Linked DNA regions of Homo sapiens: all the other regions are linked to region 1. A link is a loop called in an ENCODE intact Hi-C map of the cell type or tissue named here. Cell type or tissue: MCF 10A. All regions are shown on one strand. Region 1 has its middle 180 kb from the start of LINC01281. Region 2 overlaps TSPAN7 (tetraspanin 7). Region 3 has its middle 47 kb from the start of MID1IP1. Region 4 has its middle 33 kb from the start of MID1IP1.

Region 1 (2,500 bases):
TCTCAACTGCCTTTCAAGTTTCAAATCAATCCAGGTCTGCAAAAGCACAAAGCTTTTTCTAAAGGGGGAAGTGTGAGGATGGGGGAAGTTGATGGCACACAATCTACCTGTCTCCATTTTAGTTTGGCTATCCTAAATAACAAAAGGGCTGCTTTCTGAAATCCACATTCTTGTTTGTCAGTTTCCATCCTTGGGCAATTATTTCACACTGAAAATGAGAAGGTGATAATCTAAAGTATTCGCAGCCAGTCTTGCCTACAGAGGTGTGAGCAAGGAGGAAGATAGCATGTTATGATTAGAGAGGGAAGAAACAAACCCCAGTGATTGCAATGCGTAAGAAGGGGTTAGTCTCATTATTCTAATGCATAGTTTTCTGCATCCATAGAAATATTTCATTCCAACAAGTTAATTCCTTTAAGTGGCGAGCGCTGAGTGTGGCAGACACGATTATCTTCCTTAGGTTTCTTACCACTTTCTCCCCATCCGGCTGGGGGAAGGACTTCTGCAGCTCACCTCATGCAATTAGAAACAGCCCCACAGGGCAGAGGTGCAGCCTGCGTTCTGAGATACTCTTCTGCTGCTGAAATAAAAACAGCCTTTGAGAATATTCTCCTGCCAAAATCATTTTAGCATTTCACTGTCACACAGCAGGAGGCCCAGAGAGAGAGAGAGAGAGAGAGAGAGAAAGAGAGAGTGAGAGAGAAAGAGAGCGCACATCCTTTCTGCGCACAACCGGCAAGACCTCATGAGTCTTTCCTGTGTACAAGGAAATTAATTAATTTCCTTTCTTATTTTTGTAAAAAGGGGCCATAAAAACATAGTTCAAGATGTTACATTTTCATAAGGAAGAAGTCTCAATTGTAAATGAGTTCCTCATTAAGACAAGGCTGTAATTAGATTGCCCGTAGTGATGATGAATGGGGAGGTTGAAGGGTCTTCGCTTTTTTCTGGGGAAAGAAACATCCTCGAAGGCGGAGGCAAGGGCTGCCTCGGGCGGCCACTCTGGTGCCAGTGCCAAAGACTGTTCTCTCTCATGAAGCTGAAAGAAGAAAGTGTTTCTAAACCTAGGGAAGAATAACAACAGGAAAGGCAATTTAGAGGGTGAGCCAAGGTGGTTTCCTAAACAGAGGCCAGCGTGCCAACAGGGGGCGCTGTACCTCTCCCTAGCTGACTGATCCCCAGTGCTTTTTGCACAATCTCTTTCAACTTGGGTATAGTTTCTCTCTTGCAGTTACTGAAAAGAGGCGAGAACTTGGCAGTTCCTACTGCCCCTTCATAAATGCCTCATTTATTTTTATTTCTACATTCCTGTTATGGGCAGAATTGTATATTGTGTACCCCTAAGCTTCATATGCTGAAACCCTAACCCCCAGTACTTGTACCTCAGAATGTGACTGTATTTGCAGATAGGGTCTTTTTTAAAGAGGTAATTAAATTCATATGAGGCCGTTATGGTTGGCTTAATCCAAGGTTGGCAAGAGGTGTCCTTATAAGAGGAGAGGATTTGGACACACAGAGAGACACCAGGGGTGTGCATGCACAGAGGAAAGACCATGTGGGGACACAGGGAGAAGGTGGCCATCTGCAAGCCAAGGAGAGAGGCCTCAGGTGGAATCAAACCTGCTGACACCTTGATTTTGGACTTTTAGCTTCCAGAACTGTGGGAAAATGCATTTCTCTGTTTCAACCACCCAGACTGTGGTATTTCGTTATGTTAGCCCAAGCTAACTAATACGATAGCAGAGTAGTTTTTTCAAAATATGGTCTGTGGATCACTTTCATCAGAAAGTGATGAGTGGATTAAAGTACAGGTTCCCATCCTGGGATTTAAATCTCTAGGGTCCAGGAATCTGCAGTCTTTCACAAGCACCTCAGGTCATTTTGGTGCACACTGAAAATGGGAAGTTCCTGCAGCATGAATTTGCTGAGAGAAAGGTCACCTCCATGGTGATCTGAAGGAGCTGCCCGAAGGCCACACTGCCTGAAACCCCACCATTAGGAAGGCATTCTTTGAAGTTAAACATTGCCCTCTCCCTGGTGGATCTCTTTTCAGTGCAAATAGCTCCTGGACGGAGGTGACAAATTAAGTCAATAACTTTTGAGTATGAATTCATTTATCAGCTGAATTCCTGTGTGATTGGAAGGATGCCAAACCTCAGAAAAACCTGAAAGTGGGAAGGCATAGGGGGGCTGGCTGAGAGATAGTGGGGTGGTCCACACTGGAAGAAGGTGCCACCTTGACAATCTTGCTCCAGACTAGCCCCAGTGAAAGCAAGGTAGTCCCTAGATGGGCAGCTTAAAAGCACACAGTTCACTGCTCTCTGACAGGAAGAGAAACAAAGGGATGGTATCTAGGCTTTGGGGACAAGACAGCCAACTCTTGGATATCTACTGTTTTCTTGTCTGCTTCTTGGAAGCTGAGGGCAAAATCAGGCCTACTTCTTTCCCTTCCTGAGAGTTAAGTGTGTAGGGATCAGCTGAGGTGATAGAAGAGGGGTGA
Region 2 (2,500 bases), 490 kb after region 1:
TTTATTTTCCCCAATAAACGTGCCCCTTACACAATCCCATATGCAATTATTGTGTTAATTAGAAGTCAAGCCAACAATAAAGAACTTCTTTTTTAAAAAGCAGTTTACAAAGCACATCATACGACAGGTCTGAGAGCCTTCCCCCAGCTGCTGCCTGACACCAAGCTGGGTATAACCCCATGAAGAATGACAGCTGCCCTCTTTGATGGCATGTGTGTACACAGTATATTTTATGGACATCCTGCACAATGTTTTCAGGAACACAGTGATTCCCTTTGACTATTATTGCAGAAATTTCCACAAAAACAAAATATTCCAAATATTTTTGAATCCCTATTGATGTGTTGTCTTAATATTTTATTCAATATAAAACAACAGAAGAATCTGCATAGTTCCTGGAATTAGCTGTAATGCGATTTGCCAAATCCCACTGATCAGTCCAAAGGAAATCCCTATAGCATGTCTAAACTAGAACCCTGCATCAATCAGGCCTTTACTTTATGGGATAGATTCCAGGGTGCATACTATGCCTAACACCCCACCCCCTGCAGGCCACACGCCCTGGCAGCTTTAGCTGCTAAAGCCACTGGGGTTGCTTTATGTCTCTAACCATCTCCCAAGCTGGTCTTTCAGGTCACCAATAGCTTAGCAACTCAAACTGACAGCCTTGTAACTGCTACCACTTCTGATACCGCATGAAGCTTGAAAGAAACCTGGGTGTCCAAGAAAGACCATCTCCAGTTTGGCCCCACCCTAGAGCCTAATGTCTCATACCAAATGCCTTGGATCCCTGTCTAGTTTGCTCACTCAAGTGAGGAGTCAAGGTGAGAAAACTGGAGAGAATTGGCATGATACAAATCCATACCCACCTTGCCAAGGTTTCCCTTGTCAATCAATACACAGTTCCTAATATCTGTGACCACCACCAAATATATGCTATACCATGAACCAAATGGCTGGGCCAGTGAAGATGCTTAGACCTCTCTCCTTTATACTCTGAAAATACTTTCTGTAATTTGGAACCATCAAGCTCCATTATCAGATTTTTGTGTGTGTGTGCAGGACGAAGAATGGTCCCTGTACTTTTCACTGCATAAGGTAAGTGTGAGCTTTACCTGTATGGGGGGAGAGGTCAGTAAAAACAACTAGAGTTTGGTGACACTTCCCCACCCTGGCAGCCTGTCTACTTTGTAGAACCTTCACCATGAAAGACAGAATTAAAGGTTTTAAATCAGAAAAAGATTGAGGAACTAGTGCTAGTTTTATTAGGCAAAGATAAACAATCGTGATGCAGTGTTGCGGTGAAAGTGTTTGACACTAATATTTGGGAGAAAGTGGCCCCGTGGAGGTTGACTGCCTTTCAAAAATTCCAATGGAGATGGCCTAGCAAATTAAATCCAAGAAAACCAAGAACACAGATGTTGCCAAGAGTTCTAAGTCCTCTGCTGACACCCGGTGGTTGTTTAAAAAAGTACTTTCCTTGAGCAGCCTCTTCTGCCATACTCCCCAACACGGAAACATAAAATGCCTTTTACCTGCTAAAATCAAATTTTAAGAATCAACTGTCAAGTCATTAGGGGTAAAAATGCAATGGACACTATGTAGAAAAGGACAGTGCCTGTGCCATCTTTTACTAATGCCTAGCACAGTGCCAGGCACAGAGTAAATGCTTACTATTCCATTGAGAAAAAAAATATATTTTTTTCATTTCTCTGGGTCTTAGAACCTGTATTTTATAAAACAGAGCTTATCAGATACCACATACGTACACAACTTCTACATCTGGTAAATACTGCGAGGTGATTTAAAATGGGACCAAAGAGAAATTTCCCCCATACTTTCCACTGTAGCATTATCAGCCTAAGCTGTAAACATCACAATGTAAATGTATTGAACAAAAGCAAAAATTCAGTTAAGCTAGTCGGTGTTTAGGCTGAATATATGCCTCATTCGGAAACTTGTGACTTCATGGTATTGCTCCCAAAGATACACGAACACTTCAAATACAAACTGAGCAGCTGCATTCCGTGAACTGCTATTGCTGGTCCTTATTGGAATGTGATTGCTTTAATGAAAATGTATACTGCTAATCAAGTATGAGAGTCTGATAACTTACATTTCTGTGACCAGTGATTTCATGAAGTTCAGTTACTACCAGAACAAATCTTACATGCAGTATGTCAAAGTTAACACAAATCCTGATTTTAAGGCAAACAGTACCAAGATCATTTTAATGCCTTTTCTTTCATAACATAATTTATCCTAATGCAATCATTGCTTTGTATATGAACCCTCTCCTCATGTAAGTGCAAAACCTATACCAGTTTGTTAAAATGGTCATAAAATGTAAATTACACAAATACTCCATTTTCAGAAAAAGACTTTTTAATTTCAATAGGTTTTTGGGGAACAAGTGGTGTTTGGTTAGATGAATAAATTCTTTAGCGGTGATTTCTGAGATTTTGGTGCACTCATCACCTGAGCAGTGTACACTGTACCC
Region 3 (2,500 bases), 400 kb after region 1:
CCACATCCTCCTCGATGCCATCACCAGAACAACTGTTTTGAAGTGAAGACCTGTTCTGGTCACCTTCCTGCTTAGAGACTCTCAATGGCTTCCATATTGCCTACAAGATAAAACAAACAGAAAAAAAAAAATCTCCTTAGCACAAGACCCTTCAAGGTCTAACACCTGTGTACTTCACCTTGTTTATCAACCCTCCCTGGCAGGGCCTATACCCTAACCCAGTGGTTCTGACCTTGGGCTTGTATCAGAATCACATAGAGGGCTTGTTAACACAGAGATGGCCAGGTCCCCTCCCCCAGTACTTTTTCATTTCCTAGGTCTGAGGCAAAGCCTAAAATTTGCATTTCTAACAAGTTTCTGGAGATGCTGATACTGCTGGGGAGAGCAACACTCTCACCCTTTAAGGATCACTGCTCTAACCATGGCAGGCTTCCCCAGCCAGAACAGAGTTCTCTGCCTCTGTGCCTTTGCTGTTGATACTCTATGCCAGTAATATCCACCCTCTCTTCATTGCCAGTGGCAAAGTTCGAGAAAACATCCTAGACAAATTATCTTCTTTGGTGGCTACGCACACTGATTCCTGTCTCTTGCTAACAGTTATTCGGCACCTCTGATAATGCAGGCAATATGCTAGATTTGAGTTGCCAAGACAATTCAGAAAGCAATAGAAACCCAGCCCTGAGCTCTTGCTGCGTGGAGCCCAGTCTTAATATGTTGATATACTGTCTGCCCTGGTCAGGATCTTGGGTGGTCCCAAGGCTTGCGAGGAAGAAAGGAGGGGGAAATCAGCAGCTCTCACCACGAGGCTCTGGAGAAAGAATGATTCAGGCGCTGAATGTTAACAGTATTGCTGCATTTGTCTTTTGTCCCCATCTAGAACACAGATTTCTTAAATGTCAGAGTAGAACTCTTTGTGTTATGTGCTGCTTACGATTGCCTTGTACATAAAAGCCGCTTATTTTTGAATGAATGAAATGAACAGCGGTGTGTCCAATTTGTTATTTGCTTCTAAGTTTATTTAAACAGAAGAGGCCATGCCAGATGACATCTGCACCATATACATTTGTCACATTTATGTTAACATGCAGCTTTTGAAAGTACATTTCATACTATCTCTATTATCTTCTGTTATCCTCCCTTTTTTATCTGATCAATTAGATAGTAGCTTTTGACCAGATGGTCATTAGGCAAGAAGACATATATTTACCTACTTGAGAGAGCCTGAAAGACTTGGACAATTCAAAATAGGGCATTTCTAAACAATGATTTTTTTAAAGTAAGTTGTTAACTTCACATAGAACTTTGTTTTCCTAAAATAAATTTAGAAATGAAAAAGAAAAAAAAAGCCCAGTAGATTTGGATTTTTTTGGAAGACTTACACCAGGCTTTTTCAGATCACGACACAGTAACGTAGCACCACTTTGCCATCTAGTGTTGTGGGTCAGTATTACCTGTGGTGGCACCAATAAGCAGTTTTCTTCAGACTTTATTAAAGCGCACAAAGATGCCTACAGGAGTTAAATATATCTTAGAATGCCATGGATCCTATTTCGAAAAAGTCAGTCTTCTTTTCCATTCTTCCCTTCTCAAAGTCTTTGGAAAACAACCAAGCTGAACTGAATTCAGAGCATATTGCAATTTTTGCTCTTAGAAATCCCCCACATGCATCTGCTGGGTGATATCCTTAAACATGGGAGAGGATGGTGGAAGAGGACAGAGCAGCTGCAAGTAGGTCTAAGTTGCTCAGCTGCAGCTGACAGGAGAGCTGAGCACGGCCTTCAAAGTGGACCCTGGTTGATGAGGAAGCCCAGTGTGAAGATTACACAGGTAGTATCCGGAGCATTCTACCAGTGTTCAAATCCTCGTTCTGCCATAGTACTAGCTGTGGGAACTTGGGCAAGTTCATTTAGCCTCTCTGTACTTTAATTCCCTCACTTGCAAAATGGGGATGTTCTCCATTCGTATGGCTGTTAGTATTAAATGAGTTCCTATGTATTAAGCCTACGTGCTGTATATTGACTGTACAATCTTTGTTAGAATGGCTGGTCTATAACTTACTACTTGTGTAATTTTAAGCAATTTTCTTAACATCTTTGAGCCTCAGTTTCCTTATTTGTGGAGACAGATTTATTTTTATTATAAGCAGTAGCATACCTAGCATATTTGACATCCAGAGTAGATTATTTTTACACTCCCTTCCTCATATAACAAAATCATTTTCAGTAACATTCACGAAATGAAAGTAATAATTGTAACAGTCCCAGAGAAACACAGATAGTGAAAATATTTTTTATTAAATTTTCACACCAGGAAAAAAGCAAAACAAAAATAAATATTACAGTACCAAAAAGGAAAAATAAACTGAATTAATATTTTTATTTATAGTAATGTATTTAAAGGAGGGGGAACCCACATGAAGAAACATGTCCAATTCATTGAACACCACAAGATTCCGCGAGTGATGTGCACACCGAATGACAGATTGAAGCATCTCAAGTTC
Region 4 (2,500 bases), 380 kb after region 1:
AAACATCTGACCTTTCAGCCTCTGAAAAAGCCTTTGGAGTTCCAAGGATTTGCTAATATGCACTTAAGAGAATATTTTAGGCTGGACATATCAGATGCTGGACAATAGAGGTTAACTTCCAGAAAAGGAATTTCTTCCACGCCCTGTCCGACACATGAACCTCAACCGTATGTGGCTCTGGGGAGAGAAAAAGGGTTACTTAACGTCAGATCCAACATTTTCCTGCAGTCACTGACAGATTCTGATAAGTCACATCCTGAGTGTGTTTAGTGCTGTCATGTTGCTCCTTTCTCCAAGGAAGCTAAGGACCAATGCATCCACCGAGTGCTCAGCAGATCATGGGAGGGAAGCATCTGTTATAGAGACACAACAGTGAGATGGTTTGGAATCGCTCCCATTGTTAATTTTCATTGTATCTAGGGTTAACCCCAGATAACCCTCTCATTAAGGACAGGTGCTTGCCTGATCTCTGGTTCATTGATTGAAAGTCATTTTGTACTGCTGCTGCAAGGGGAATATATACATGTTTGAAATTGTTCACTTCATTATCTTATGTCTCAGTTGTTTCACCTGAAAAGCTAAAAGAATAATAAGAAGAATATCCAGGACAAAGTGGCTGTAAAAAAGTAATGAATACAAATATTTAATAAGCACTTTAGGTAATAATAATAAAAATAATAATACTTCACATGTGTAGAATAATTTATACTAGGTAATGCTTTGTAAATCACTTTGCATACATTATATAGGACATTTAAATCTCAAAGCTAACCTACAAAGTGTACAAATACTGTATAAATGATAACTAATACCAAGAGCAAATTAGTTTAAAAATTAACTTTACAGATGACGTTATTTTAGATGAATGGAAAATCATTCTTTTAGTAATTTAACATTGGCACCAACACCCCAGAAAGATCAACGATTTGACCACGGCTTTAAAGTTGTCTTCATTGTTAATTTCCATAAAAACCTTAACATTGTCTAATTATAGGGTTCTGCATTCATTGATCTCACTAATTCAACTGTTTTATCTGAGTGCCTCTCCTGAATTGATAAATCTAAATTGCACATTTTCTAAACTGCTAAGCTCAGGAGAAATCTTGAAGGTGGCCCAGATGGCTGTTGGAGTCTTTTGCACCCATCTAGCACCATCTACTGTAATTTTGCAATATTGGATTTATTGTCCTTTTCTCAAACTCATGATGTTCCAGTTCCTTTACACTCTGTCCTGGCATTACTCAGTTCACCAAAGGATTAAATGCATGGTTAAATTGAAAACTAAGCGATTTTTGTAGCAAAACATACTGAAGAGGCATTTAAACTTTGTGTTACCATTCGATTTTATCATCAAGGAATAGGTTTCTCAGATAGCCTGGATCATCTTGAAGTCTGTTGTTGCATAAGCTATATTTTTGCTAGAAATCCTTCTAAAGGGAATGAGTAGTTACATATGAAAAAACTATAAAGACTCTGCAATTGCTTTGTCCCAGAAGAATGTATATTCACATGATTCACACAACTTATCGTTTTAACATTTGTCTGCCTCCCTGGAAGTAATAGGACATAAAGAGAATGAAATCAATATTCTTTTCTACTTGCCTAGCACAAATTCATACTTACTTGGGGTCGATAGTCCTTTTTGAGGGTTTTATGTAATGTTCAAAAATACCTCTGCACGAGGTAGGGAGAGGCCAGAAGATGGAACGATGAGGGAAACATACAGTTAGCTGTGGTCATTACCAAGGTCCTGTCTTTTGTTTGGGGCTGTGGATTTGCAGTTGCCTATTACAGTATTCAAACTAACCAAATAAATAGAACGAAAAATTAAAGTAGGTCATAAATAGACCAGTGATGGAGTTAATCATGGACCAACTCCTTACTCCTGCTAAATGCTAAAAGAAAAAAAAATCCAGAGAAACTACTCCTACTTTGATTTGAATATTGGAAACTGAAGACTTTCAGCCTAGTGAGTTTTGCCAACTGAGGCAACAATCCAAGTTGGATCCTCAAGGCTAGTTAGGGGATGCCTACCTAGTTTCCTGATCTCCAAAGGAGTTTCCTGGTCACAAGTCTCTCTGTAGGCTACTCTATCTTTACGTGTTACTGTGACGCTGATTGGCCTAAAGTGCAGCACTCCTCTCATCAGGAGACGATACATGCATCAAGAGACAGGTACAAGAAGGCAACACTATTCATGGTAGCCCCAAACTAGAAACAATCCCAATATCTGCCAACAGTAGAATGGATCAATGTGGTATATTCACAAAAAGGAATACTCTACAGCAGGGATGTCCAATCTTTTGGCTTCCCTTGGCCACATTGGAAGAAAAAGGATTGTCTTGGGCCACACATAAAATATACTAACAATAGCTGATGAGCTGAAAGAAAATCTCAAAAGAATCTCATGTTTTAAGAAAGTTTACGAATTTGTGTTGGGCCACATTAAAAGCCATCCTGGGCCATATGTGGCCCATGGGCTGCGGGTTGAACAAACTTG

What was found. Hi-C counts contacts between places; a loop is a spot of excess contacts. Peaks named below come from ENCODE experiments on the same cell type or tissue, not always from the same donor. Only the 100,000 strongest peaks of a DNase experiment are listed, where the experiment ranks them.
Region 2: it touches region 1 in a loop (9-fold over the local background); 10 of 110 quality-filtered maps call a loop at or near these places.
Region 3: it touches region 1 in a loop (17-fold over the local background); 67 of 110 quality-filtered maps call a loop at or near these places.
Region 4: it touches region 1 in a loop (25-fold over the local background); 73 of 110 quality-filtered maps call a loop at or near these places.

The regions. Positions count from the first base shown.
Region 1 is chrX:39,148,580-39,151,079 of GRCh38, reverse strand. No RefSeq gene overlaps it. Among named protein-coding and RNA genes, the nearest start is that of LINC01281, 180 kb to the left of the region's middle. In MCF 10A, a CTCF peak has its summit at 1,152 (motif pointing right); a DNase peak (open chromatin) is centred at 1,159.
Region 2 is chrX:38,663,442-38,665,941 of GRCh38, reverse strand. All of the region lies in intron 1 of TSPAN7 (tetraspanin 7), which reads right to left. Among named protein-coding and RNA genes, the nearest start is that of TSPAN7, 100 kb to the right of the region's middle. In MCF 10A, a CTCF peak has its summit at 1,442 (motif pointing left); a DNase peak (open chromatin) is centred at 1,441.
Region 3 is chrX:38,753,232-38,755,731 of GRCh38, reverse strand. No RefSeq gene overlaps it. Among named protein-coding and RNA genes, the nearest start is that of MID1IP1, 47 kb to the left of the region's middle. In MCF 10A, a CTCF peak has its summit at 1,436; a DNase peak (open chromatin) is centred at 1,421.
Region 4 is chrX:38,766,920-38,769,419 of GRCh38, reverse strand. No RefSeq gene overlaps it. Among named protein-coding and RNA genes, the nearest start is that of MID1IP1, 33 kb to the left of the region's middle. In MCF 10A, a CTCF peak has its summit at 1,151; no DNase peak of the experiment used is centred here.